2 separate regions of the Homo sapiens genome follow, and region 1 is linked to region 2. The links are chromatin loops, found by intact Hi-C in ENCODE. Cell type or tissue: endothelial cell of umbilical vein. All regions are shown on one strand.

The links. Peaks named below come from ENCODE experiments on the same cell type or tissue, not always from the same donor. Only the 100,000 strongest peaks of a DNase experiment are listed, where the experiment ranks them.
Region 1: a loop joins it to region 2, with 2.8 times the contacts of the local background. A loop is called at or near these places in 16 of 110 quality-filtered maps.

What each region holds. Positions count from the first base shown.
Region 1 is chr11:131,908,550-131,913,549 of GRCh38, reverse strand. It overlaps NTM (neurotrimin), which reads right to left. Exons shown (of 9, transcript NM_001352005.2): 2 at 1,902-1,986. Among named protein-coding and RNA genes, the nearest start is that of NTM-AS3, 14 kb to the right of the region's middle. RefSeq lists an enhancer at 2,081-2,375. In endothelial cell of umbilical vein, CTCF peaks have their summits at 1,804 and 2,006; no DNase peak of the experiment used is centred here; H3K4me3 peaks cover 842 bases; H3K27ac peaks cover 258 bases; H3K27me3 peaks cover 478 bases.
Region 2 is chr11:132,026,174-132,031,173 of GRCh38, reverse strand. All of the region lies in intron 2 of NTM (neurotrimin), which reads right to left. Among named protein-coding and RNA genes, the nearest start is that of NTM-AS3, 130 kb to the right of the region's middle. In endothelial cell of umbilical vein, a CTCF peak has its summit at 2,348 (motif pointing right); a DNase peak (open chromatin) is centred at 2,353.

The sequences.
Region 1 (5,000 bases), 120 kb after region 2:
TTTCAAAAAGAAGCTCCTCCTAAATCAGGCCTGTCCCGTGATTCAGCCTCTGCTGAATGCAGCCACCCTCTGGACAGTCCTGACTTTGATAAGCCTTGAAGACTACCTTCTGGAGACCAGATTCTGGCCTGGTCTCTGTCTGCCAGGACCCACTTCCTGTTTATTTATCTTCAAGTCTCTACAGAGCTACCTTACACCTTTTCCTTGAAAAAAAAAATCCCATTTATATCTAAAATGTTCCCCATTCAGAATGTCTCTGTCCCTGGGAGGCCCTCCTTGCAGCCAAGGACTAGGGACAAAGAGGGCATCCAGAGAACAAGCATTTCTTGAACAAGAAAATTTCCTTGATTATTACTGCTCTAGACATTTATTTTTGGTTTTTTATTTAAGTAGTCTGAAATCACTGCATATTTGTAACTCCCCTGAAATCCATTTTTAAAGCAGATACACAATCATTTCTGAGTGGGGGAAGGAAGTTGCTTTATTTTTGCTCAGAAGAGTGGAAGAGGTGGGTCTCGTGAGCCAACAAATAACTAGGAGTTCACCAGAGCCATGAGGTTAAGCTTTGCCTAGACAAAGGATCACTGGATGCTTGTAGCCCTGCACGGGTCCCTAAATTACACACTTCCTTTGGCAATGTCCTGATAACTCAGCTCTGTATTGACATTGCCTCCTCTTCACCATTTTCTATCCTATAGATATTGCCTTAAGTATACAGTCCAAAACAACCCAATCCTAGAAGAAGTCATCAGAGGGGCAAAACAGTAGACACCAGCACCAGGGTTATCTTTCCAGAAATCTTCATGTGCAAAGGACAGGAATATTGCCATGTTGCCTTGTGGTTAGTTCTGTCGCTTAGTTTGGAAAACTTTATTTAGGAGGGCAGACTAAACCAAGGAGAGGCAGGGAAATCGTTCCCATGAACCTTCTTAACGTCCACCTCATGCTTATTCTCTTATAAAATCCCAGAGAATAAAATTTCCCATCGCAATCATTAAGTGTTTTGCCCGCATATGAGAGGTGTGGTTTATCAACACTGGAAATTCAGTTAGCGTTTCTGCAGGCAAGGTAATCAGGGAGATAGAATCATTCTACCTTACACAAAGCATAACCAAGATTCTTCTTCTTCTCCTCCCCCAGTGCCTGTAAGCCTTAACCCCAGAAGCCAATCAGGACCCAACCCAACACTGAAACCTAGTTTCTCTTCAGTAGACGAGTTTTGCATGTACCGTTTTGGTGGAGAGCAGGAACAGAACACAGTTCACTACAGTAAATGCCATTTTCCACGGACAAATCAGACTCCATGACTTGGGCCTCAGAAAGCCACGTTCAGACAGGAGAAAGCATCTCTGTCTGCCCACCAGCTCACGGCATGAAGGCACCCCAGGAAAGCCCGGGCACAGTCAGGCCCAGGACAAAGCAGCGGCTCTCCCAGAGTGCAGGAGCCAGGGCTGGCAAAGCCCTATGGCATGGGCGAGTGGGGGCATTCACTCCAAGCCAGACCCCTCCTTTGGGGCTCATTAACTTCAGAGAAGACTGCTCGCGGGGAGCCCCTCCAAGCCCCCTGTCACCACGGCCACCAGGCTCAGGCACAGACAGTGCCAGGCACAAGTCCCTCAATCTCGGCGACCACCTGGTCCAGCCACCCCTCACCTTTAACAAGTGCCTGAGCCGCAGAGGCCAGTTTTTGGGAAAAAGCTCACCGCCAGAACCTCTGAGCCTTTCCCTACGACTGCCACATTCCCGGGCAGAGCCCCCAGCGCAGCCATAAATTGTGCAGCCCAGGGAACCAGCGACCTCTCCGCCAACCCAGGCACGCCTCAGTGCACACACCTGCACCCCTGCCCCTTACCCCGACCCCATACAAACCATCAGTTCGCAGAACAATGTCAGCTCCCTACCTGAGGGTGGCGCTCTCCCCCTGCCGGACCGTCACGTTGTCCATAGCTTTGGGGAAGGTGGCATCTCCGCTGCGCACGGGCACTCCTGTGGGTACAAGGAACAGCAGCCTGAGAGACACGACCACGAGGCACTTCCAGGGCAGGAACAGGTACCCACAGACCCCCATTCTCGACAGCCACAACTTCCCCGAACTCCGGCAGCCGCACGGCACACGCCCCCCGGGCGAGCACAGGAAGTGGGTGGGGTGCGGAGCGAGCGCGGGGACTGAGCGGTGAACCCGCGGCGACCGGGAGGCGCGGGGAGGAGAAAAGCGCGCAGACTCCTCCGAGTCTAATATTCCTCCCCCAAATCCAGCCTCGGCTTTTGCCAGCCTCGGAAAACCGGTTCCACGGAGGACGGCCAAAGGGGGCTCCCTCCTCGCTGCTTCCGCCGGGAAGGTGGCCGAGGAGGGGGAAGCGCGCGGCAGGTGAAAGGTGTGGGCGCGTCTCAGGAGCCGCTTCTTCCCAGCGGCAGTTCAGACACGGCACTTTGGAGAGGAGTAAGCACTTTGGTACCAGAAGGGGACGGGGTGGGCTTCATCCAGCTACCCAGAGGCGGTCTGCAGTCCCTCAGTTCGAACGGGGGACATCCAACACTTTGTAAGTTTCGGAGCCGGGCTCGCCACCGGAAAACAATCGGAAACAATAGCAGATGGGAAGTGGAGCTCGCGGGAGGCGCAGGGGTGGCGCGCGGAGGAGACGGCCGCGCGGGCTTCGTGCGATCCGGGCCCGGGATCCTGCGGCAGCCGCCTCGGTCAACTTCCTCGGAGCCCAAATGCGCGCTGCGGCCGCCGCTGTCCGGCGGGGCTCGGCGGGGCAGGGGCTGCGGCGGTGGCCGAGGAGGGAGAGGCCGGGCGGCGGGAGCGGACCGCGGCGGCCCCAAGCTCGGTAGCTCGCTGGGGAAGGCGCGGCGCAGCCCGCACCGGAGCCGCGCGGACGCCAAGCTCAGCGGCCGCCCCCGGCCTCCGCGCCGCCTTCCTCCCGGGAGCAGCCCCGACGCGCGCGGGCCCCGACCGCCGGGGTTGTCATGGCAGCAGCTCCATCCCTGACCGCCACTTTCTCCCGGTGCCGCCTCGGAGCGAGCGGGCGGGCTGGCGGCGCGGACTGCGCTCTCATCCCGGCGGGAGGGCGCGGGGCGCGGGGCGCGGGCGCCCACCTTAACCCCCGCCGCGCCGGGCCCAGGCTGTGCACCAGCCCAGCCCAGGCCAGGAGTTTAACCATTTACGCGCTTCCAAATTAGGAAAAAAGACAAAGTTACCATGCAGCCTTAATCAGCCTCAGACTTGAGACATCTTAATAAGGGTCACAAACTAATTAACTGGGAAAGGAACACCCTGCAGCATGCATACATGCACCTTTAAAATGATCAGATTAATCCCATTAGCATTCAGAGTAAACTCAGAGTGTTCGGAGGATGTTTTAGAAGAACCTCATAGTTATTCAGTAGTACAGCACCCGCCCAGCAGCCCCCCACAAAGCTGCTCAAAACCCCAGAGACTCAACACTACCATTCTAGAGATCTGCCATATATAAAACAAATCCAAAATCACAGAAGCCTCTTAGTGTGCGAAACTGGAAAAATCGCATCATCAAAATGTTGGTCAAGTTCAGACACCCACTTACATTCTTTATTCTTGTTTTGTCGCCATTAAAAGATGCTGGGCCTGCAAAAGTGCTCACTTGGGTGGATGAGTGTGAGCCACTTGCTGTATTTATACAGCAGACTCCCAGGTTTCCTGGGCCTCACACTCTCGCACAGCTGATTTCATCTTTAAGAGGTGTGTTTCTCAAATTCTTGAAACCCGGGGAGAGACTGGATTTGCCTCGGTCCCTGTCACTTCTCCTCTCTGGCTGCTGCTGGTCCTCCTGTGCCTGTATTATTATTTCTCCCTTAACTTCGGCTCTGAGGGAATGGCCTGCGTTTCCTTTCCCTGGCTGGGCCTGGTTCTTGTGCAAGGGGGAAGCACAGAGCAGCTCAGCAGGCACAGTGGTGGTGACATTAATAATGCTCCCTTCTCAGGGATTCCCAGAGCCGGCCTCCAGCCCTGACCCACATTCTCCTTGGGGATGGAGAGGAGGCAACAGTGGCTTTGTTTTTCCCCTAGACTCTATCAAACACAACCAGGAAGCTTTTTGTTGTTGTTGTTGTTAACAACTGTTAAATAACAGAAAAATGGTCTTCCAAAAAGCCATCCGGTATCAAAGAGACTGAACCATTATAACTGAGTCATATAACCATAAGGGCTTCGGTACAATACTCATTCTGGCAACCTTCGAGCAGTACCAATCACTTACATGTAGATACCACGTTGGAGAGGACACAAACATTTCACCAATCAAATCTCCCTCACACTAACTATAGAGATAGGACAGAAGTAGGCTTTGGAGAAGTGGAAACCACACTCCTGGGTAACAAAGAAAGACTAAGACGGCTTGCCTTTCCATTGTCATAGTTGACTAGGACGTGCTTAGCCAGCAAGAGTGAAGCGACTTTACAGTGAATATCTCAAAATACTTTGCATTAACTCATCATTGGGCCAATTGTTCCCTCCTCTCCTCCGGTGACTTTTCTGATATTAAATTCTCAGGGAAACTCATCTGCTACTTTTGGCCACTGGGGATCATTTGATATATAACACCAAAACTATCAATCGTCAACTTATGGCTGCAACAAATGACTTTACTATCAGGAATAAACAATTACATCTGCGGGGAGCAGAAGATCTTTGTTTGTATTTTTGAAAGGAAAGGAGGAAAATTAACCTACTTTAGCACTAGTCCATTCTTGGAAGATTCTATTGTGTCTCCATTTTCCAACGGGCAATTGTGGAAACAGGAAATTGAAAAACTTCACCACGTTAAGATAAATATGATGATATACTAAAGCTGTGAGATATGTTTGCTGACTTTCAGTCTGCTGAATTTGGGCTTCGTCTCCACAAGTCAAGGGGTCACCTCTAATAATTCATCCATTCATTTCAACCATCCCTTATGCTCCTCCCTCTCAACCCCTCTTCTTAAACACATCCTCACTACAACAAGTGGAAACAAATGCTAGTC
Region 2 (5,000 bases):
CATATCTTTTCCCCTCCTACTGTTGGCAGGGTATACTTTCCCACCACTGTGTTTGGAGCTTGGCTCTGTGCCTTGCTTTGGCCTGCACGATGTTTGTAGACAGGATTGAGGCTTGCAATGTGCATGAGTGGCTAGCTTGTCATTTTGCGCCCTGGTGTTCCATCAACCAGGTCTGGGTGAGTAGCTGCTGGCTCCTCAGTCTGGGCCCCAGAATGAACATATGTGGAAGAAGCCTGAGCCCAATTTTCAGTCTATAGTCCTCCCAGCGAACCTACAAGTCCAAAGTGAGAAAAAATGCTATTTTGTAAGCCCATGAGTTTTATGCAGCACTATTGTGGCACTAGCTGACTAATTCAGTGATCTAGCTTCCCACTATCTCTCTGCTCTCATCTCCTGCTTCTTCTCCCTTTCTCACTCTCACTCCTGCTTTTGTTCCCTTTCTCAGAATCATATCTTCTTCTTAAGTTTCCTGATCCAAAGCATACTCCTGCCACAGGGCTTTGGCATATGAGGTTCCCTCTTCCAACTCCACAATATCCAAATGGCTTCCCTCTTCACTTCCTTCAGATCTCTACTTAAATATTATCTTAACAAAGAGGGCTTCCAAGACCACCTCTATCTCTAGTCCCATTTAAGCCCCTGGCCATGGTTTATTTTTCTCCATAGTACACCACAGTACAAATGACATATTATGCATGTATTTACTTTTTAGCCTATAGGCCAGAAAACGATTTTCATGCATAAAGTCTGGTGAGTAATTAAATAATAGGCTCCATTCTCCCTATCCTACAGCACAGTGTTTTGGTTTGGGTTTCCTAATTGTTGTATGTATATCACAAAGTGATATACGAGATGATTTTAGGAGATAATTGGACTAGCTTAGACACAAATAAAATAGTAATTAATAAATTTAATTTTATTTTAGGTGGAGTAGGTGGGGTAGGGGTTTTAGGAGTGTTTGAGGAGAGGGGTAACTAAGCTAGGCATTATGAAGCCAGACAGGGAGTGTGTTTAGGTGTAGATGGCCTCAGTTACCTACTCCACATTACAACAGAGTCACTCTGTGACTGATGTTTTCAATAATGACCTGAGTAACAAAATAAGACAAATGATAATCTCCATGTTTTGCTCAATAAGACAAAACAATAATATATTTTAGAAAAAGAACTCTATCAAAAAGGATTGCAATGTTTTAAGTTCCATTTAAAGGATGATAGCTTAGTTATATGACAAATTCATTCATGTGGAACACTGCTGATGCCTCCTAAATAAGCCTGCCCTATGTAAACACGAGGACTGGTAATGAAGGTCCTGATAATTCTTTCCTCATGAATAACAGGCAGAAATGACTTTATACCCACTCCTCGTCTCTGACTACCTCCTCCACTCCCTCCCTTATATGCTTTTCTTATTTTTCCTTCAAAAAAGTCCATTAATAAGAACAAATAGTAGTAACTATAAGCCGATGTTCACTCTATTTCCCACTTTTTCACAACTAAAGGCCCATATGATTATTTTTTGACTGATGGACTATGTGGACTGAATTTGTTAAGTGATAATTATTGGAGCAAACACCTTCCAGCTTCCATTAAAGCACCTAAACAGGCTGGAGTCATCATCATCATGCTTTTCACATGAAAAGGAAAAAGCTGACCAAACCGAAAGTCAACAACTCTTGGATGAAGCTGGAAACCATCATTCTCAGCAAACTATCGCAAGGACAAAAAACCAAACACCGCATGTTCTCACTCATAGGTGGGAACTGAACAATGAGAACACATGGACACAGGAAGGGGAACATCACACACCGGGGCCTGTTGTGGGGTGGGGGGAGGGGGGAGGGATAGCTTTAGGAGATATAACTAATGTTAAATGACGAGTTACTGGGTGCAGCACACCAACATGGCACATGTATACATATGTAACTAACCTGCACATTGTGCACATGTACCCTAAAACTTAAAGAATAAAAATAAAAAAAAGAGATCCTCAGAGATGTCACAGAGCAAAACACTGCCCCTAAATTGGAAAAGACAGGTGGATACAGAGAATCACAACTTATAAGAGCAGAAGCCCAGTAGCAAAAAAACAAAACAAAACAAAAAAAAAAACCCACACCAACCAACCATACAACCCTCTACGGGAGCCAGTATCAGGATAGAAAAACTAAAATGGAACTGATGAGTTGCTGGAGGTTCAGTGTGCACAAGTCTTAGGGGTCAAAACATGAGAGCTCCAGACTTTGGGAGACTCCACACTTCAATAGGAGCCCTAGGAGGTTCAAGAGCCCTAGGAGGTTCTCACAGTAAGGATCAAAGAAAAATCCCCTCATGCATCCAGCAGGGGGAGAGCAAAGGCAGCCATTTTGAAATATGACACATGCATCCTGTTCTTATGAAGGCCTGCCCTCAATAGAAATTATATTACCAGAGCCTAATGATGCAGGGAAGGGAAAATACCCAACTGCAGCCCCTTCTACACTTCCTGTCTCACCTGAGCGGGGGAAGAAAAGCAACCCTGAGACACACTTGTGAAGCTCACGGCGCAGGGGCACAGGCTTAGTAAAATACTGAGGCCTACTCATGGCTCTATAGAAGATTTCCCTCCCCCCACACCCATGGTCACATCCATAGGAGTAGCTCATCATAACAAGAGGGGAATGGAAATGAAAGAATTCTGTATCTCAGATGGTATTTGAAAATAAATTTCTAGGGACAACAGGGAAATCAAAAACAAGAACACCAGAGGAAACTTTAACCTCTGACACAGTTACAACAAGCAATAATTACAGCTTGATCCCTAGCCAGAAACATAAAACTTTAAACTAAAAATCTATTTACTCCAGTTTCTTTTACCCCAGTATATCATGTCTGGCTTTAAAGATAAAAGTACCACCAGCATACTATAAGACGAAAAAAAAAAAAAAAACCAGCTGGAAGAAACAGAGTAAGCATCAGAACAGGCTCAGATATCGCAGAGATGTTGGAATTATCAGATTGAGGATTTAAAGTAACTATGAATAATATGCTAAGAGTTCTAATGGAAAAAGCAGACAACTTGCAAGGACAAATGGGGAATGTAAGCAGAAAATGAAAACTGTAAAAAAGAATTCAAAAGAAGATGGTAGAAATAAAAAAAAAAATCAACAGAAATGAAGAATGCCATGGATCAATAGACTGGATATGGCCAAGGAAAAACCAGTGAACCTGAAGAATATCAATAGAATCTTCCAAACCTGAAATTTGAAGAGAAAAACTGAAAAAAATGGAACAGAATATCCAACTACAAAAGGAAGTGTAATATACATGCAATGGGATTACTAGACGTAGATGGGAGAAAGAAGCAGAAAAAATGTTTGAAGCAATAATGACTGAGAATTTCCAAAAATTTATGACAGAAACCAAACAACAGTTTCAGGATGCTCAGAGAACACTAATCAAAATACCAAAAAACTACACCTAGGCATATCTTATTCAAACTGCAGAAAATCAAAGACAGGCAAACTTGAGAAACTGAGGGTCGGGGAAGAGGGCTTACCAATAGAGAAGCAAGGATAAGAATTACATTGGACTTCTCTTCAGAAACCATGCATACAGGAAGAGGAGCGTCGAGTGAAATATTTAAAGTATTAAAACTAAAGAACCACCAATCTAGAATTCTGTATCCAGCAAAATTATTCGTCAAAGGTGAAAGAGAAATTAAGACTTTCTCAGACAATCAAAAGTTGAGGGAATTTGTTGCCAGGATACTTGCCTTGCAATAAATGTTAAAATATGTTCTTCAGAGAAAATGAAAATGATATCGTTAAGAAATTCTGATCTACATAAATTGATCGTTATTTCCCCATTTTTATTTATCAGGGATTCCTCTATCAATCAGAGATTCAGATCAGCATAAGACAATCAGCACAAATTCATCAGTTGTTGTAGTTCCAGCCCAAGGCAAAGAAACTTGAAATTTCATATATCATGTGGGGCCACAAAAGGGGAAAAGGAAAAGGATCATCAGGGCTTTTGAAATGGAGACAAGAGTTGGACCATCAGGGATCTATGGTATGGACAGTCAGTAAACTCTGCTTTTTGTTTGTTTTTCAAGCCTTGTACTAAATTGGGATAATTCTCAGGATGAGTTTCTTTTGTAAGTTTCATGCCCAATTTGCTATGAATAATTCAGGAAGCAGTAGCGTAGACAAGGTCTACAAAATACAGAGGTCCACATCTAATAACCAGGAAATGGGTGTCGGAAGGACAGAAGGAACATGAGGATAGAAACAATGGTCTTGTAACTGCTGACTGCATCCTAAAGTCATCTATTTGCTCTCTTTATTTCTAGCCTGCCTGCTTTGTTCAAACCAGTCCCACAATCCTCAATACCGTTCCCTTCTTGCAAAGTGAGAAGAGAGAAACAATTGCCTTTCCCCAACACTTCTCCTCCAATCAAAACCCAAGTTAAAACTGAACAAACAAAACCACAGCAAAAATAATTGTCTTGTTCTCAACACCAATTGCTGCAGATAATATCTGTGAATTGTCAGCATTGGAACCTAGTAACACTCACCAACACACACTAGAATTTTCTTCAGCACATTTAGCACCATATGAAAGCAGATGACAAAGCTATTGTAGATAAAAAACCAGTAGAAGGAAAAAAAATACCTCTGATGAAAATACAAGAAAAAGCAGATGACTCTACATTCTGGGTACCTCTGGAACCTAAAAAGAGCTTCTTGAACATGATCTGGCAGTGACCTGACAGCCAGGGATGTCTCATATAAGTGGACCCCAGGATGGTTTACATACGTGACTATTTGTACTCCTGATGAATGATACTTTTCTGAAAGGTGGAAAGCCAGGGGCATTTAACAGCTGCTTAGCAAGACTTCCTGATCATGCGGGGCAAGATGTTAACCCAAAGAATACACTAAGCTCTTACTGCCAGGGAAATACATTAGCAGTAGGAATATTATCGGTATTAGCAATAATTATAATAATTATGAGCAT